Linked DNA regions of Homo sapiens: region 2 is linked to region 1. The links are chromatin loops, found by intact Hi-C in ENCODE. Cell type or tissue: HepG2. All regions are shown on one strand. Each heading gives the region's core, and the rest is flanking DNA. Links, peaks and the distances in the headings are about the cores only.

Region 1 (9,296 bases), core at 3,688-6,187:
CAGTTAAAATGAGAAAATGAATAGGATAAAGAGTTACAGGAAAATTGAAAACATTTGGGACTATCTTAGCATAGAAAAAGAAAAGAAACCAAAAATAAATAAAGGACTTCCTGGAAGAATCAAGAGCCCTGATGGAGAATGGGAATCACCATAAATATCTCAATTTTCCCTACAGAACCCAAGGTTGGCAAGTTCCCTGTCTTAAAATCATTCTTTCTAGTAAGAGGATTTGAAGATGGAAGCCAGATTGGCCAGGTCGGGAGGTTCCACTCTGTGAAATCAGCCGCATTCAAGACACAGTAAGGGTTTAAAAGCCAGATGCAGTGCTCAAGTGGTACGACAAAGTAAACGCCTAACTTTATCTTTGCCTTCTCTACCTCCGTCTCTTAGTCATTCCCAGAGTATGGTTATCCTTAACTTTCCTTTCTTTCTTCTTACCTATTTTTCCCCAAACTCTACCCAAGTTGTGCCAGTCATAAAAATTACAGCAGAGAAATGCATGTGTGTTGTTTACAAATCTATCACATGGTTGGTGAATATTTTTATTTTATGTTGTCTCAAGTCAATGTGGAGGATAGAAAGCCAGTCACAAGACTGAGCAATCATTCCTAAGACCTGCCAAGCAAAGAATCCTGTTGCAGAAATGTTGATGATGTGGGAGCACTTCGTGGTTTAACTGGGTTGCTAATCATAACATTGCAACTTTGAAGATTTTCTTTGGACTTGTAATTCCACATGTATTAATAGCACTCCCATGTCTACAATATGAGTTTAAAATCATTTTAAATTAACTTGCATCTATGTAGTAAAAAATTATATTTAAGTATCCCCCAACCCCAACACACACACATTCACCTTTAAAAATTATCAACTTCTCGCTTAGTGTTTTATTATAACTTTATTTTAGTTTTATCTTTTGAAGTATAAATTCACTTTATTCCTAAGAAATTCCTGAAAATAAAAACTTATTTCAAAAGTATCAATCTATAATGCTTTGTTTTGTTTTAGATCAGAGGTTTCATTTTAAAAGAAGTAATTTTCAAAAGCCATGAAAGTTCCTGCCTCATAGCCAAGTTAAAATAAAGAAAAACCTTTACCAGACAGCACTTTTCAAGCCATGTATGAGATAGTCTATCTACTTAAATAAATCACATCTGTTATTAAAAGACAATAATAATTTTAGTATTTACATTTTACATTAATTCTGTTAAATTATTTTTATTAATTTTTTTATTTCTTGTGATATAATTTTAATGGAATTTTACTGTAAGTTAAATAACCTTAACTTTCTCTTCTATTTCAGAGTACTTGCCTAATGATGAGCTCTCTAAATTTGCCATTTCTGGAATCTACACTAATTCTGTTAATACTTTTAGAATGGCCCGATTATAATTCTCGATAATGCTACAAACTTATTCATGCTACAAACGTAATTTGAGGACTAGCCGGACACTGTGATAGACATGATAATCCAGAAATGCACCCTACCTTTGCCCTGGAAAGCCTCTCTTCCCCTCTCACAGACCCTAACCCTCTGTGTGAGGGATCCTCAACGCCTTCTCCTTCAGAACTCGGCTCAAACATCCCCTTCCCAGAAAGGAGACTCGTGCACTGCCCCCATTGAGCTGTGACAGGTGCTCCCCTCACCAGCATGTACTTTGAATTACTCTTATAAAGTCATCTTGCTGCATAATAATCTACTTTTCTGATTGGATCCTTCACCCAAATGCAAGCTCCTCCAAGGCAGAGTGCATTTCTGGACAGCAACTGGGGATCCATGAAAAGGTCAATATGGCTGGATTTTTGGGTGCAAAGGAGAAGGGGAGGGGCTTATTCTCCCTGACTTTATAGAGAGAGTTAATTGAAGACTGAATTTTAATCCTAAAATTCAAGTTGCTTCCACATTGAAAAGAAAATTTATATCTAAGAGTTTGAAGTCACAGCTCCTCTGTTTTTGAAAACAAGATGAAAATTTGTCTTTTAATCATTTTTTAACTTAGGGAAAGGAAATGTTCAAAGAACAAAATTTTAAACTGTGGCGCCCTTCTGAGGAGGAAAGTCACATACAGCAGAGGGAGCAGAGGGTCCGCGATGCGGGCCGAGCAAGAAGCAGGGGAGCTTCAGGACTGTGAGTGAGTTCTTTAAGAGCATCAGGCTGCAGTGGCTTGACAGGGCTGTCCCAGAGATGTTTCCTAGTAATGAAGGAAAGCCTCATGAAGGGCTGTCTCCTTCCTGATTATTTTACTTTTAACCCAACACAACAAATAGAAGGCAGATTTCCCAAACACACCAAGGAAGTTGAATGGCCTGAAGAAAATCTGACATCTGCATATCAGCATGGACTAGCTCTCAAATACTTTGCATGAATAATAAATTAAAATGGCAGCTCAAGCAGGACAGGCAGATGAGAAAAACAAAAAAACGAAAACCCAAAAGCCTGGCCAGGAGATAAGTACCTGATAAAATCATTCTTTTCAAGGAATGCCAGGAACCCAGATTTGAAGGTTGACCATGTCAACCTCTTCAGTCTCTGGCTCCTCTCAAGAAAAAAATGTGATAAATAGATAAGACTAAATTATAATTAGCATTTCAGTAGTTGTTTATACAGTACTTCAAGGTCCTTAAAAGCAGTTCTTTCTAAGCCTCTTAAATGTTTAGGCATGCTATTAATCTGTGTTATAAAGATGACAACTTATTTAGCAAATGTACACAGCAGTCTAGCCAATTATGACGAACTTCAAAATAGCAGAGTCCAAACCAATAGACTTTATTGATGTGTGTTTGCCCATGCTACTAATTTAGCATTTGAAGTTAAATTTAAAAGCAAAGCGCTTAATGTGAAGCTGCATCAGTTATTAACTAATGACTTATACATTCTTACACATTAAGTACATATATACAATGCATTTTAAGATGAAAAGAAAACTTTAAATAGGCCGGGCGCAGTGGCTCAGGCCTAATCCCAACACTTTGGGAGGCCGAGGTGGGCAGATCACCTGAGGTCAGGAGTTCAAGACCAGCCTGGCCAACATGGTGAAACCCCATCTCTACTAAAAATACAAAAATTAGCTGGGTGTGGTAGCAGACCCCTGTAATCCCAGCTACTCGGGAGGCCAAGGCAGGAGAACGCTTGAACCCAGGAGGCGGAGGTTGCAGTGAGCCGAGATCACACCATTGCACTCCAGCCTGGGGGACAAGAGCGAGATTGTCTCAAAAAAAAAAAAAAAAAGAAAAAAAAGAAAAAGAAAAGAAAAGAAAACTTTAAATAGACTATAAAGTGTGATGAACTCCCTAGTCAACTGGCAAGTGCTCTCTTTTCCAAAAGATTCAAGCAGAGGAGGATCAGTCATCAGATAGGAGGTGTCCAAGGCTCCCACTGCTTGGGAGGCAGAACTCTCTAGATCTGGGAATCGCAGCTCTAGATAGGGGCCAACTCAGGAATTACTGTGAAGCCCTTGAAATCTTCAGATACAAAATATACCTCAAGACGTTCTAATAAAAAGTTTTGGGTAGAGTTCTAGAGACAGCAGATTTAAAACATGGGTGAGGCTCTGACAAAACTTGATGATAGTGCAGATAGTACACTTTGCTGATGATTTCAAAATCTAAGCTAAAGCACTGCTCCCAAACTAAGAATTAATGTGCTGCTATAAGCCTAAACTTATAAAAATCATTGTTAAACTCTGCTTTCTAAGTAAGACCTTTAGGGGTACTTTGACTCTTTTAGTTGTTAAAGCCAGTACTAAATTGGATATTATCTCCATCCAGCGTAAATGTGTTCACCATTTTATAGATGGGAAGCATGAAGCCAGAGAGATAAGGCATTTTCCCTACATCATACAGCAAATAAATGACAGTTTGTAATATAATTCAAATATCTCCATTCAATAACTAGAAACCACAACAGTCATATAGCTAACCATTCTTGAGCATGGTTTTTAATTCTTTACATGATTTTTTGTATTTATTTTCCAATCTATAATGTAGGTACTACTGTCATTCTCATTTCACATCTGGGGAAATGAAGCACAGAGTGGCTATACAGCCTCTTCGAGGTCACACGCAGCTAGTAAAAAGAGGCAGGAGTGAAATTCAGCCAGCCTATCTCCCCAGTCCATGGTCTTAACCACTATACTCTCACCCTTGATTTTTCTACCAACTTCCCCATTGTAACTGTTTGTGGGTGCTGTATCTATTAGATAACCATAAATGACCCAGGTGTAGAGCAAGTCCTCCAACAGTGCAAAGACAAAATGAAACCACTAGGGTGTCTTTTTGTCTAATTATCAATAACCAGGATCAGCCCAAAGGAGGCAAATGTACCCCCAATCCCCCAACTAGCCACAATTCTTGTCATCACTTGTGGTCTTTTGGTTCAGGGCCTCAGTGCTCTGAGAATTCCTAACTCTACCAGCATTCACATTAATTTTACTGAGGCATTCTCTCCATGTACACAGTTGTTTGTTTTATAGAAATGTAAACACATTTCACCACTCACTGTTGCTTAAATACCTTCTATGATATTCTTGCCAAATGGCCTGGAAATTTGAAACCTCCCATGGTAGCTCATTCCATGTTTGGACAACTTTAAATGTCAGAAATTTCTTCCTCTCATTGAAACTAAATCTATCTGTAGCTGCCTTTTATTTTCCCTAGTTAATAACTTTTAGGTTTAATCTGATTTTTCTTATTTTGAGCATTTAATAAAAATGACAGACCTTATCTCCAGGAAAAAAAAATTTAGACATGAATAAAAACTTGTACAATCTTTGCGGAATTGCAGTGTTCTGAAGGCCTATGAATGGTCTATGGACTTTGGACTTAGAAACTCTCTTTTAATAACAGCCCTTCAAATACCATAAGGCAAGTGTGTTCCCCCCCTTTACTGATGTACTGTGTTCAAGTACTTATACCTCTCTTCTCTCTCCACGGAATTGCATCTGCTTAGATTTTGCTGCCCATTTCAGCCCACGGAAACCTTTCTAAATCAAGTTCTATGATCTAATCTATTCACTTCCCCTCCTTGGAGTTGCTTTTAGGCTTCATCAGCATGCTCTAGTCTTTTCAACACAGCCAATGGAAAGATATGGGCTGGGAAACAGCTGGAAACAAAGCACTGTAGTTGGCAACTAGCAACCTGCCTCTCAAAGAATGTCATTCAGTGTAAGTAGGATGTGTCCAGGACATTTTTTGCAAAGATCATTTACTGCGACCAAAGTCCATGAATACACAAGGAAGTGTGCATATTTAACAAGCAGAATATAATCATACGCAGTTAACTTTATTCCCAATAGAGACCTGCTTTTGTTCTGTTTTCTTCTAGGTTGGCTAGGTCAGGAATTGGACTAACCAACTCAGGGAGTATGAAAACATGTGAGCCACATGATTAAGAGCTTAAGTACTGATTGCAAAATTTCCTTTTATAGTCTAGCATGTGACCTTATGAAACTCACATATTTTCCCAGGTCTGAAGACCCCAAAACTTTTAGCCTTCCTACGTACATAGAATGGCTACCCAGTGGCCATTCTTTTGGCTTGAAAGATTCTCATGGTCACTAATTTAAATGCCATGTTTGGTATTAAGGGATACTTTAGTAGTTTAATTTACTTGTTTTAAAATAAACTTTTTCATGGCTTTGAGGGCAACTTTTACTTCTAGTGTTCTAGAGTTTTATGGACAAGTTCACATTCACCCTGTCCATGTACTCCATAGATTTTATAAATGAAGTCATATCCCTTTTAAAGTTTATCACTTCAAAACTAAGAGTTGTAATGAAGCCAGCATTGAGGAGTAGAAAGAAAATTGAAAATGATCTGTCAGGGGACCCTATTCTGTTATTAACCACCCAAGAAATTGTGGACAATTAAATTATCCTTTCTGGGCCCCTTATTTCTCATATGTAAAAAAAGAGGTCGTGACTTCTTCTCTAAGGCCTCCTCCATTTTTCAAAATTCTGTCATTCTCATTTTCTTAAATTAGAAGGGTGCACTAAACCATCAGAAGTAAGACAAACAGGCCAGGTGTAGTGGCTCACGCCTGTAATCCTAGCACTTTGGGAGGCCGACGTGGGTGGATCACTTGAGGTCAGGAGTTGGAGACCAGCCTGGCCAACATGGAGAAACCCCGTCTCTACTAAAAATACAAAAATTAACCGAGCATGGTGGTGGGCGCCTGTAACCCCACCTACTCAGGAGAATCACTTGAACCCTGGAGGCCGAGGTTGCAGTGAGCCGAGATCGTGCCCCTGCACTCCATCCTGGGAGACAGAGTGAGACTCCATCTCAAAAAAAAAAAACAAAAAACAAAACTAAGACAAAGAGTAGCATCTGGATTCCTTTCTGTGCATTAAACTTCAAAACAAAGTATTATTTTAATATACAAGGGCTATCATACAATATAATTTCATTTTATTCATGGTACATAGTAGATCACAGGATACAATCCCTCTAACCCAGTGGTTCCTAAACTTGGTTGCAGGTTGGAAACACCTGGGGAATTTTTTAAATGGCTTTTGCCTAGATCTTACTATATTAGCCCATGTTCACACTACCATAAAGATACTACCTCAGATTGGGTAATTTATAAACAAAAGAGGTTTAATTCACTCACAGATCTGCATGGCTGGGGAGGCCTCAGGAAACTCACAATCATGGCAGAAGATGAAAGGGAAGCAGACACCTTCTAGGCATCAGGAGAAAGAACGCCAAGCAAGTAGGGGAAGCCTCAACCTTTAAACCCTCAGATCTAATGAGAACTTGCACAAGAACAGCATGAGGGAAACCGCCCCCATGATCCAATCACCTCCCACCAGGTTCCTCCCTTGACACAGGGAGATTACAATTCGAGATGAGATTTGGATGGGGACAGAGAGCCAAAATCTTACCCCCAAATCGTCTGATTTAATTGGTAAAGGGTAATAAGGCCTGATAGAGCAGCAAGAGTATAAAAACTTCTGCAGGTGCAAACAGTTGTTCAAATCCAGAGTCCTCAATTCTGGCTGCATACAAGAATCACTCGGTGATTTTTCACACCTGCCAATGCCTAGCCCCACCTCCAGATTCTGATTGAATTGGCCTGTGGGACCTGGGCCTTGATAGGCTTTAAAACTCTCCAGGTGGTTCTGATGTGCAGTCAGCGTTGAGAACCATTCTTCTATTCCCTACCACACAAGTTCTATCTAGTTGATCATCCTGACCTCCTACTCCATCCCACAGTGGCCACTCATTGAATGAAAGAACCTTGGACCTTATTAAAAGGTACAACTCTACCTTCATTATATCAACCTCGTGCCAACTTCCTGCTTTTTCTCTAGAATCATAAGCCTTTCATCTTGTCAATTAACCAACGCTCCCTATCCTGTGACTTGACCTGTTTTTTGATCTCTCAAAAGCTTCTTTTCAGATTGCAACCCCGCTCCTTTCTATCACCTCCTGTCTGCTTCATTCATCACTCTCTCCAGTAGTTTGAGTGCTTTTGCCCATTACTTCAAACTTCCGGATTATCCTGACCAAATTTCTCCTATGATTCCAAGCAACTACTATTAAAGAGAATCTAAAAGACACATCAAACTGAAAAAAATCTCATTATGGCCAACAAACCAGCAAATGCTGGGCATAATATAGCAAGAGAATTAAAAACTCACACACATGCATTAGAATGATTTATAAAACTATGACACTTTCTTCCATGGAAACTTGGTTGTAGTTTTGGCCATGTGCTTTAAGAAATATAAGGATCAACCCAGAAAAAGAACAGAGATGAGAACTGCATATTATCAAGGGAATTAAGAAGTTACCAAAAGAAGATGAAAGCAAAAGTTAGAACTTTATTATAGAAAAATGCAGGCTGAGGGTGAATCACTTGTAAATGGGGACTAAAATTATATTGTTTCAACTATGGAATACAAAGGTGAAAAAAGAATGTTCTAGGAAAAATGAAAGGTAATATCACATAGTAATTATTTTTAAAACCCTAAAGTGCTTGTATAAGGTAAAAAATAAATAGGTTTGCTGAATGCTTAGGTAACTTTGATTTTTTTTTTTTTTTTTTTTGAGATGGAGTCTCACTCTGTCGCCCAGGCTGGAGTTCAGTGGCACGATCCTGGCTCACTGCAGCCTCCACCTCCTGGGTTCAAGCTATTCTCCTGCCTCAGCCTCCCAAGTAGCTTGGGACCACAGCTGCGCACCACCACGCCCAGCTAATTTTTGTATTTTTAGTAGAGACGGGATTTCACCATGTTGGCCAGGATGGCCTTGATCTCCTGATCTTGTGATCCGTCTGCCTTGGCCTCCCAAAGTGCTGGGATTACAGGCGTGAGCCATTGCACCCAGCCAAATTTGATTATTGATTGAGGCATAGCGGAGTTTGCAGAATGTAAGAAAAAACATACTAACATGCACCCACTGTCCTGCACCCACTGTCTGGCACACCCCAGTGAGATGAACCCGGTACCTCAGTTGGAAATGCAGAAATCACCCGTCTTCTGCGTTGCTCACACTGGGAGCTGTAGACCCGAGCTGTTCCTATTCGGCCATCTTGGCTCCTCCCCCAGGGAGACCTTTAGGAGTTTTTAAAGCATCTTCATATGCATGTTCTTCTTCAAGTCTTATAGAAAAATCAGAAGTTAGTGGTGTTCTGAATAATTTGAGGCCAGTATTGTGAAGGCATCCATCATCCGCTCCCACAAAAGTGCCTTTAAGATGCTGTCTGAAAGTCATACTGTGCCAGCCAGACCTTTACTCTGGTGGTATTTCTATTCTTGTGACCAGAGGTGAATTTACCACGAAGCTAATGAAGCTTTAAGGTTTAACCTCCTTTTTTGCAAGAGGTTCTTTCCAAAGCCCTCAAGAGCCTGGCAATGGTTCCCATAGTCATATGTTTTTGTGAAGTGGCAAACATAAATTATTGTTATTTGTTGTAATTTTTTATCTTAAATATTTACTTTTGTACATACTCTGTATTGGTAATTTTGTATTATTTTTCTTAAAGATGGAATATGTACTCACTTCTGCTTATGATCCATTATTACTACATCATAGTGTCCTGCTAACCACTGAAAGACCATTAATATCCCCTCCTCCTTCTCCATCAACACTCAGCCTTTGCATTTTAGCCATTCCTTGCTCTCTCATCAGCCATCTTCCTCATTTCTGATGACGGCCTCCTCACAGAGAATGTCTTTCCAGAGAAGACACAAAGCATTAAGTAAAGCTTTCCAATTATTCTTTTACTCTCTAAGTGGTCTTTCCCTGTACCATTTCTCGTCCTTTTCCTCCATCTTACAGAAGTTGAAGAA
Region 2 (9,296 bases), core at 2,966-5,465, 91 kb after region 1:
ATAATAAACAAAAAGCCAACAATTTTATTTCACCATCTCTGAATATTTCATGATTGTGTCATTGAATTTTCTGATTCATTCCCATGACTGTCTTCCTCTGCCTTTGTCCTTATTTTGTAGGGCTCAAAATGTGTACAGATCACCCTGTTAGAAGTCTAGAAGACCACATTCCCCGTAAAAGTTGCTTCAGTCTGGTTATTTACCTATAAAACAAGAAAATTAAACAAAGTTCTCTGGGTTGGGTATTTTAGATTTTAAAAATCTTTTTAGAAGCTGAATCTATTCTTAAGAAAAAAAATCTTATCTATGAAACCCAATAGTGTAAATAGATACAAGAGTAGCTATGTGTGTGTGTGTGTGTGTGTGTGTGTGTGTGTGTCTGTGTGCATAGGGTCACAGGGTGAGAAGGGGCACAGCCCTATGCACTGGGCCTCTCCTCCTCTACTTGATGATCACTGAGCCATCACAGAGTTTGAGAATAACCGTGATCTCTTAGCTATTTCTCCATACGGGCTCTGATATTTGACTCATATTTGCACTCTGTTTGGTACTGCAATTATTATGTTGCAACAGAGCCAACTACATAGCAATGTTTTCCCAGCCCTGAGATGTTATAGAGGCACCTCCGGACTCTTGGGGGTAATGATATCCAAAAAAGAAGCCTCGCCATTGGGGTTCTGTAACTTTCTATGCCCCGCACCCCATTTCAACCAGAGCATGTATGTTTTACATATTTTATATGTTTTAGGGTCATATAAAATGTAGTTTGAGAAAAAGACTCTGTGGCTTAAAAAGTTCAAAATCCGCTGTTATGGAACAGTGTTTCTAACCATTGTTTCACCTTGAAGCACAAGAAAAATGGCATTGGCATGCACCTCACAGTTTTGTAAGCATGCCCAGAAACATAGGCAATATCTCCACCCCTTTTCCTCCCTCTCAAGAACACATAAAAACTTTTCAAGAGGATGACCTCAATGTTACTACAGAGTTTGCCTTGAATATGTGTATTTGTTCCTCCTTTGTGGCTAAAATGATTGCTGTTCCCACAATTTCTTGTAAGCAAGAAATGAATAGGAAAAAAAAAAAGAAATGAACTGAGTTAACTTTAACTAGTTCTTTATTTATAGAATTATTCTATCCTCATGCAGGAACTTTAGCAACCACAAAAAACTAAGTTTGATAGTTAAAAAGAACTACAATGCACCACTAAGTGCCTTCTTAGCTACCTCATGATTTGTAATTCAACTTCAAGGTGGCATTGGCAAGTCAGCACCATGAAGGGGCCTGATAGTAGCTAGTTTCCTTTTTCAATTCTTTCTAAATGATGAGCTTTAAAAGAGATGAGAATCACCAATACTTGGAGCGAGGTGAAGGGACAATATGGAGGATTTAAAGAGATGATTTGATATGTCCTTGTTTTTAAAGCCTGGTATATTTAAAATGCATGTGTGTGTAAATACATATGTGAAATATTAACTGATATTTTAATTACTGCCTACAAATAGTAATCATTGAGGTTTTTAAAAATGAAGTTGTTTGTATAGCCACAATGTCCATAATCAACAATCAAATGTATAAATGAATCAGGGCAAAATCAACCATTACTAAATTTGAGGCAACACAGCCTTTCCTTCTCCTTCCAAGTCTCCCATCGTACTATATGCACTTTACATAGTACTGAGGTGGGAGGGTGTATGCAACCACTCCAAATCCAGAGTGTATATCTGTCATCTCTGAGAAGCTACACAGCTTGGAGCTAGAGGGAAATATTTGTGGTTTTGATACCTTCCTGACCTACCTGAAGTGTGAGGTGAGACATAGTGGCTCCCTGAACTCTACTTCATAACTTAAACATGAAAAGGTCTTGACTGCTTAGGAAATGCAATAAATACATAAAAATAATTTTTACAAATATGAAAACGTCCATCAGGTAAGTGTACAGGATGATTTATGGTTACAATCCAGGTCCTCTATTTCAGATTCTTTCTTAAAATGTCCAACCTTCACGTATTATCAGTTCCAGGGAAATTATTATCCACCATGCCCGAACAAAAAGAAAAGTCAATCCAGCCTTTTGTTTGTTTGGTTGTTTTTTTGTTTTTCTTTTTGTTTTTGTTTTGATAGAGGGATACCATGCTCTAACAGAAATCTAATTTAAAAACAGCTCATCACAAATGTATTAGAAATCAAATTTGTTATTTTTATATCAGATAGGTTTCTCAGCTATAGAAATATATATATTTATTAAAATAACATATGTATTTCCTTTTCTTCACCAAAAAAAATCTCGTTCAGAAGACTAAAAATTTCACAAAGAGAAAATATTTTCTACTGTGGAAACTCAGTAAAATTAATGTTACTGCTATGTGCCAAACTTCCCATATAAAGTTAGATACCAAATGATACTGGCAATATTTACATTTTTATAAATTCATTTAAAAATTTACATAACAACACAGAGACAATTGTAATGCATGTTTTTAAAATATGAAATAGATGCTTTTAGAATAGAATAGAATCTGAATTTGAAGGAACTATTGAGGTCATTTTGTATTTCTCTGTGTGTGTGTATACATATGTTTATATATAGGTGTTTTTATTCTGCCAGGGAAATGGAGCTTGCAAAGTACAATTGTCACAAACACACAAAATTCTCTCAAACACAGATTGTATGGGATATGTTTGCACAGACTCATTGCCATTGCTGGGCCTGGATCTCAACCTAGTGATAGCAGTCAGTCTTGAGAGTAGTACAGGAAATTCTTTGCTGGCATCCCCATCACAATTCCAAACCTGTACAACAAAGCTTGAAGATGTTTTAACAAAGCAAAAACCTTTCATTCCATGATTAAAGATAAGACTCAAAACATATTTCATGAGGGTAACAGGTTTACTCAGACTGACCCAATAGTCACATTGACTGAAGCCTTCTTCCTCAGTCCCCATTTGACAGCAGCTTTGGAAAGGGCTGACTGGTGAGCAGGAAACTGGTGGAGCCCTCCCAGCAGCTGGGGGCCAGGGAGCCGGTATTATCAAGTGGCTTGCATAATGCAGATCAGAAATGCTGGAGAAATATGCTCACAAAATATGCATATTTTGTTTTATTTTATTTTCAGATGGTGTCTCCCTCTATTGCCCAGAATAGAGTGCAGTCATGCGATCCTGGCTCACTGCAACCTCTGCCTCCCGGGTTCAAGTGATTCTCCTGCCTCAGCCTCCCAAGTAGCTGGGACTACAGGCGCCCACCACCACACTCGGCTAATTTTTGTAGTTTTAGTAGAGACAGGGTTTCACCATGTTGGCCAGGCTGGTTGCAAACTCCTGACCTCAAGTGATCTGGCCGCTTCGGCTTTTCAAAGTGCTGGGATTAAAGTTGTGAGCCACCACACCCGGCAAAATCTGCATACTTTGAAATCTTGTCTAGGGCTAGCTCTTGGATCGATACTTTATTTCAACATGAGCAGCAGCCTTATCTTTCTCAAATCAAATTTGTCTGCCTTTTCTGGTGGAAAGTTAAACTATCATTGAGATTTGCTTGAGGAAACAAGCATTTGTGTTTTTTATTTTACAATTGGCTCATATTTGAGGGAAGGAGGTAGAAATCTCACTTTCTACACATATAGACTGAAAAATAAAGCATAGCATCATAGGGTTGCTTTGAGGATTAAATGGGTTAATCTAGGAGGTAGAGCAGGGAAATCTCATTTTTAACTTAATCTAGAAGTTGTAGACTTGATATTTGTCAATTGGTTAACTGAGTCTTATTCAAATTATAATTATCAATCTCCTAATAAAGCATAACTTTTTTAAAGTTGTTCTTTCAAGATATCTATTATTCCCTAGGGAAATAAAAAAAGACTATAAAAATGCTTGCCATCAGTTCTGCTGTTTTCCTTTCAGAAGTCATGTATGTGCTGTTCAAGGTCATGGATATTTTGGGATTTGAGATAGCAAACAATCCTGACATTTTTGATCAACACTTGCAAAATGGCAAAGAAGCACATTATGAAAGAATTGCAGGAAGTGGAGCTCTGAGTAGTAGAAAGCAAAGAGAAGACACGACCTTGCATGCTTCAGCCTTCCACAAGCTTGGATCTCTCACTATCTCACATTCCCAGTGACGTGTGTCAGATATCAGCTTCAGCCTCTTAAAGGACTGCAGACTCATACTGGTCAAAAACAAACACTCCGCAAACCGAAAACAACTCAGTCATTGCCTGGAGTTTAGTATTAAGGGAAAAAGTGTTTTGTTAGTTTCCTCTTTCTAAACTTAATAGTCCGTGTATGGATATTTGGAAAAGAAATGTCATTGTTTAGGCTTCTTTTTGCTAGGAAAAAAGGAAGGAAGGAAAGAAGGAAAAAGGAAAGAACGAAGGAAGGAAGAAACAGGAAGAAACCTATTAGCTATACATTCTTTTTTTTTTGGCAAATTCCTCTTCCAAGGTTTACAACAAGGGAAAAAAATATCATATATGGACTAATTTAATATGCATTATCTTCCCTAGATAGAGGTGAAAGAGTCATATATAACCAAACTATTTTTTTTCAGTTGAAATCAGTTGGTGAAGTTCCATTATAATAATAACATGTGAATCACCACAATTCAAAAGCCAGCTATGGCATCTGCAGGCATGTGTGAGCCTTGATACCACTCCTTCCCTCTCACATACTTGCTTTCAGCTTCCCTGCCGGAGTGGGCATGTGAGAACAGCTAGCTCAGCTCTCACTAGTGAGAGGAAAAAAATATACAGTTTGGTTTTCATTTTTTGCTGACACCATATATTTAAACTGGCATGTTTAGACATTTTAGATGGCAAAGGACCCTTAGGTCAGAAAGTCAACCTTTAATAATGCAGAGAAAGCAATTGAAAACATACTTTTGGGGGCTGTAAACTACAATTCCCATTTTGCTATTAAAAAAAACTCATGTCTTTATGGTTTCATGACTAGCTCTTTCCTATTGGAAATGCAATTAGGCTCTGCTACCTCCATTTATTTTAGTTATCACATGCATTTTTATCATACATATTTATTCTGTCTCTAGCAGTGCAAAGAGGGATCATATTGAAGTTCTGGGAGACTGCCAAATCACATCTTTGGTAAAGTGGGCTGCACAGTCTCTGGGATAAAGGAAATTCCTGTTTAAAGGGGCCCATTTGTTCTTAGACTTAAGTTTGTATCATGTGAGTTTTATCCTGGGATTTGTACAGTTGGCCCTCCATATCCATGGATTCTGCATGCAAGGATTCAACTAACAACGGGTGGAAAATATTCCCCCCAAATTTAAAAATAACAATATAACAATGCAAGTAATACAAATTTTAAAAATACAGTTTAATAACTATTTACATAGGATTTACATTGTATTAGGTATTTTAAGTAATCAAGAGATGCTTTAAAGCATATAGAAGGGTATGTGTAGGTTAAATGCAAATACCATTTTATATAAAGAACTTGAGCATCTGTAGATTTAGGTATCGGGGTGTTGAGGAGCGTCCTGGAACCAATCCCCATTGGACATGGAGGGACGACTTTATATGAAATTGCTCCTAAAGCGTAGGATATATGGAGAGCCAGTTTTAACTAGTTTGTTTACACTGAGCCTAGTGCAAGACAGATCTGTGAGGGGGAGGAAAAGAAGGGAGAGATCAACCTGCCAGCAAGGGTCTATGACTGTTCAAACCAGTTGAACATGCTTATGGAAGCAGGAAGCACCCTGGATGAAACTAGGTCCAAAAATAATGGCCTTACACTGTGTAAGGGTGTCATAACATTAATGTTCTGAGGCTGACCCATTTTGGCAAAGCTTTGCAACAACTTGGCTATACAATGTGGAAGTTTGTGTGCTAACTAGAAATCAGGAATATGGATTTTCATGTCTGGTTGCAGATTATAAGCTTAAAACTGAGTTCTAACGATCTTACAGTCTACTTATTATTGTACAGCATAGCTCAATCCTCTTATTGATGCCTGAATAATGGGAGCATGGTAAAAATATAATGTTTCCCAAGGGTTTCTTCACATCTAAGGGTCTGAAGACATTCTCAGATCCTTGTATTTTGAATTTTGGGGTGTGTGTGTGTGTGTGCATGTGGCTGTTTTCAATTCAATGATGGTATTTAAAATTATTGTTTACGGCTGGGCGCGGTGGCTCATGCCTGTAATCCAAACACTTTGGGAGGCTGAAGCTGGCTGGTCACTTAAGTCCAGGAGTCCAAGACTAGCCAGGGGCAACATGAAGAAACCCCATCTCTTAACAAAGAAAAAAAAGGAAAGTAGCCAGGTGTGGTGGTGCGAGCCTGTAGTCCCAGCTACTCAGGAAGCTGTGGTGAGAGGATCACTTGAGCCTGGGACGTGGAGGTTGCAAGATCACTACACTCCAGCCTGAGTGACAGAGAGAGACCTCATCTCAAAAATAATAATAATAATAAATAAAATAAAATTATTGTTTACTCTTACATAAATGAAAATTTTCTTTTATAGTGATAATTCATAACTGAAAGATGCTTTCATGAATTATGCCATAAATCAGTGTGTTTTAAACCAAGGACTTGACATATTCTTGGTGATAGTCATAAAAGGAGTCTGTTCTTTACTCAAGCATGAGAAACACTATGTAACTTTGGGCGAGTTGACCTTGAGCCCCAATTTCTTGCCCCATAAAACGGGATTTATAGTAACTCTTTCTGAGGGTTGCTCTGGATTAAGTGAAGACAATGTCTATAAAGCATCTTGGGAATTAGGAGGTGCTCAATAAATATTAGTTCTCTTCCCCCTCTGAGCTCCTTTTCCTCATTCTCCAGGGGATATGTAGAAGCACAAAGGAGATACAAGGACTCCAATTATAGAGAGAGTAGTTAGTTTTCTTTCTTCAAGTAAAGAAGTTAGAATGGTTTTAACAAGTTGTTGCCATATGTCAGGCTTCTATAAAGCTGTATGTAGTCACAATGTAACTTCCGTTTCATTGAGAATACATCTCATAATTACATATAGAATGTTTTAGCTAATACAAATGTAACCAGAGTGCTTTATATTTTCCAGCCTTCTGGGCAGTCCTTTTCATTAACAACCAAATAAACATCGTTCAAACCCTCATTTGCTTGCCCACAAGAAAATGAGTCTCCTTCTGGGTATTTTTGAGAGCTCCTTCGAGTCCTGCCTGTTTTATTGTCACTTGCCACTTTTTATTAAACTATCCTCCCAGTTCTTGGTTGTCACTGGCCATTCGATCCCCATACTCCGTGTCAATCTTTCTCCCTCTTTTTCGCAGCTCCCAAATGAGGCCAGAGCCCCTTCTTCATGTCCCAGGGCAGTGTGAAGACAGGTGGACACTAGATTGTCTTAAATTCTCTTCCCAGGCTCCAGCAGGAGGTGTTTCCAGACTCTTTCCTTGGGTCCTAGCCTGCTGTTGGGTTCAGCCGCCCTGTATATTTGATACATTTTTCCTGACCTCTTTCTCTCCAAGTTCCTAGGCCTCAATCCCCTATTACTCTACCTGGATGCTCACAGTACTCAAATCAGGTAGATCTACATAAAGACTCTCTCAATGTTTTTCCTCACAGCTTTAAAGCTGAAATATCTCCAAAGTTAGTAACTAAAATCTGGGTTCTCATTCTGTTAATATTATTAGCTAACAGATTTTATTAACTATTTCTATACAATAATTTCATTGAATTTGGGCTTGATTGGCAAGGGGAAAGATGGGAGTTCTAGAAGATGCAGATATGTATATATACATATGCATATATATATTTGTATTTCTGTGTGTGTATATAAACATATATACACACACACAGAGGGAAATAAACAAGACTGTATAAAAATGCTTGCCATCAGCTCTGCTGTTTTCCTTGTAGCAGCGCTTTCCAAAGCTACTGTCAAATGGGGACTGAGGAAGAAGGCTTCAGTCAATGTGACTATTGGGTCAGTCTGAGTAAACCTGTTACCCTCATGAAATGTGTTTTGAGTCTTATCTTTAATCATGGAATGAAAGGTTTTTGCTTTGTTAAAATATCTTCAAGCTTTGTTGTACAGGTTTGGAATTGTGATGGGGATGCCAGCAAAGAATTTCCTGTACTACTCTCAAGACTGACTGCTATCACTAGGTTGAGATCCAGGCCCAGCAATGGCAATGAGTCTGTGCAAACATATCCCATACAATCTGTATTTGAGAGAATTTTGTGTGTTTGTGACAATTGTACTTTGCAAGCTCCATTTGCCTGGCAGAATAAAAATACCTATTCTAAATTTCCTTTCCTTGAAAATGATAATAGTAAAGCATTTTGCCAAAATGTTTTCACAGGCATCAGCCTCACAACACCTGTGAGGTGGGCAAAGTTGGCCTTGTTTCTTCATTCTACAGATTGGGAAGACAATGCTCAGAGAAATTGATGATCATGGTAAGGCTCAAAGAACCCAAGTAATCTCAGAATTCTTTCATTTGCTGCAGTGCGTCCCAAACACAACACCAGGGTCAGATTCCTGAATCCTGTCCCTAAAAGATCTGGAGTAGGTCTGGGGATCTGCATGTTTGTAAAAATCTCCCTAATAATTCTGGCGCTCAGACAGTTCACCCTAATGAGGTCATAATCAGCAGATAACTGAAGGAAATGCTGACATATCTCGGTGTCTACTGTGATCATCCCCCCATCAGCTCTATGTTCAATTAGATTGAATACTCAATGGAACTGACTGAGAGAGGTCAGAACAGAAATAAAGAAAGCAGAGAAGGAAGTAATTTGGCTCCAGACTGCCTGGGTTCAAATCCCTGCACCTTGACTTAATAGTGTGTAAGCTGGATCAAGTTACTTTACCTCTTTGATCCTCAGTTTCTTCAGGTTTCTGTGAGGATTAAATGGGTTAATCCAGGTAAATCACCTAGAACAGTGGCAGGCACTTAGTAAATGTTATTTATTAGCTATTATTATTATTATTCTAATTTTTAAATCTAATAAAAAATAGAATATTTGACGTTTCATTTTAATGAAACACATATAATCACCAAATATATCAATTGGTGTTCTTTGTATACCAACATAAATCAGCTCTGGCTCACAAAAGCCAAAAGAGGAATTAATAGGAAGTCATGAGACAGCTCACAGAGAAAAGGAAAAGCTGAAGAATTAGATCCCTATTAGGACAGGATCAAGACAGCTATGAATATTTAGATGTCAGGAACCAGTTGACAGTCCCTTAGGGTCCTGTCCTTGGCCTAACATATGGTCTATCCTTGAGAAACATCCATGTGCTGAGGAGAAGAATGTGTATTCTGCAGCTGTTAGATGAAATGTTCTGTA

Evidence for each region. A loop is a pair of places that touch in the nucleus more often than their neighbours do. Peaks named below come from ENCODE experiments on the same cell type or tissue, not always from the same donor. Only the 100,000 strongest peaks of a DNase experiment are listed, where the experiment ranks them.
Region 2: a loop joins it to region 1, with 1.9 times the contacts of the local background. A loop is called at or near these places in 1 of 110 quality-filtered maps.

Annotation. Positions count from the first base shown.
Region 1 is chr2:189,517,708-189,527,003 of GRCh38, forward strand. No RefSeq gene overlaps it. Among named protein-coding and RNA genes, the nearest start is that of SLC40A1, 58 kb to the right of the region's middle. In HepG2, for the core only: no CTCF peak of the experiment used is centred there; DNase peaks (open chromatin) are centred at 4,514, 4,844 and 5,204; H3K4me3 peaks cover 458 bases.
Region 2 is chr2:189,609,146-189,618,441 of GRCh38, forward strand. No RefSeq gene overlaps it. Among named protein-coding and RNA genes, the nearest start is that of SLC40A1, 33 kb to the left of the region's middle. In HepG2, for the core only: no CTCF peak of the experiment used is centred there; DNase peaks (open chromatin) are centred at 3,386 and 4,096; H3K4me3 peaks cover 491 bases.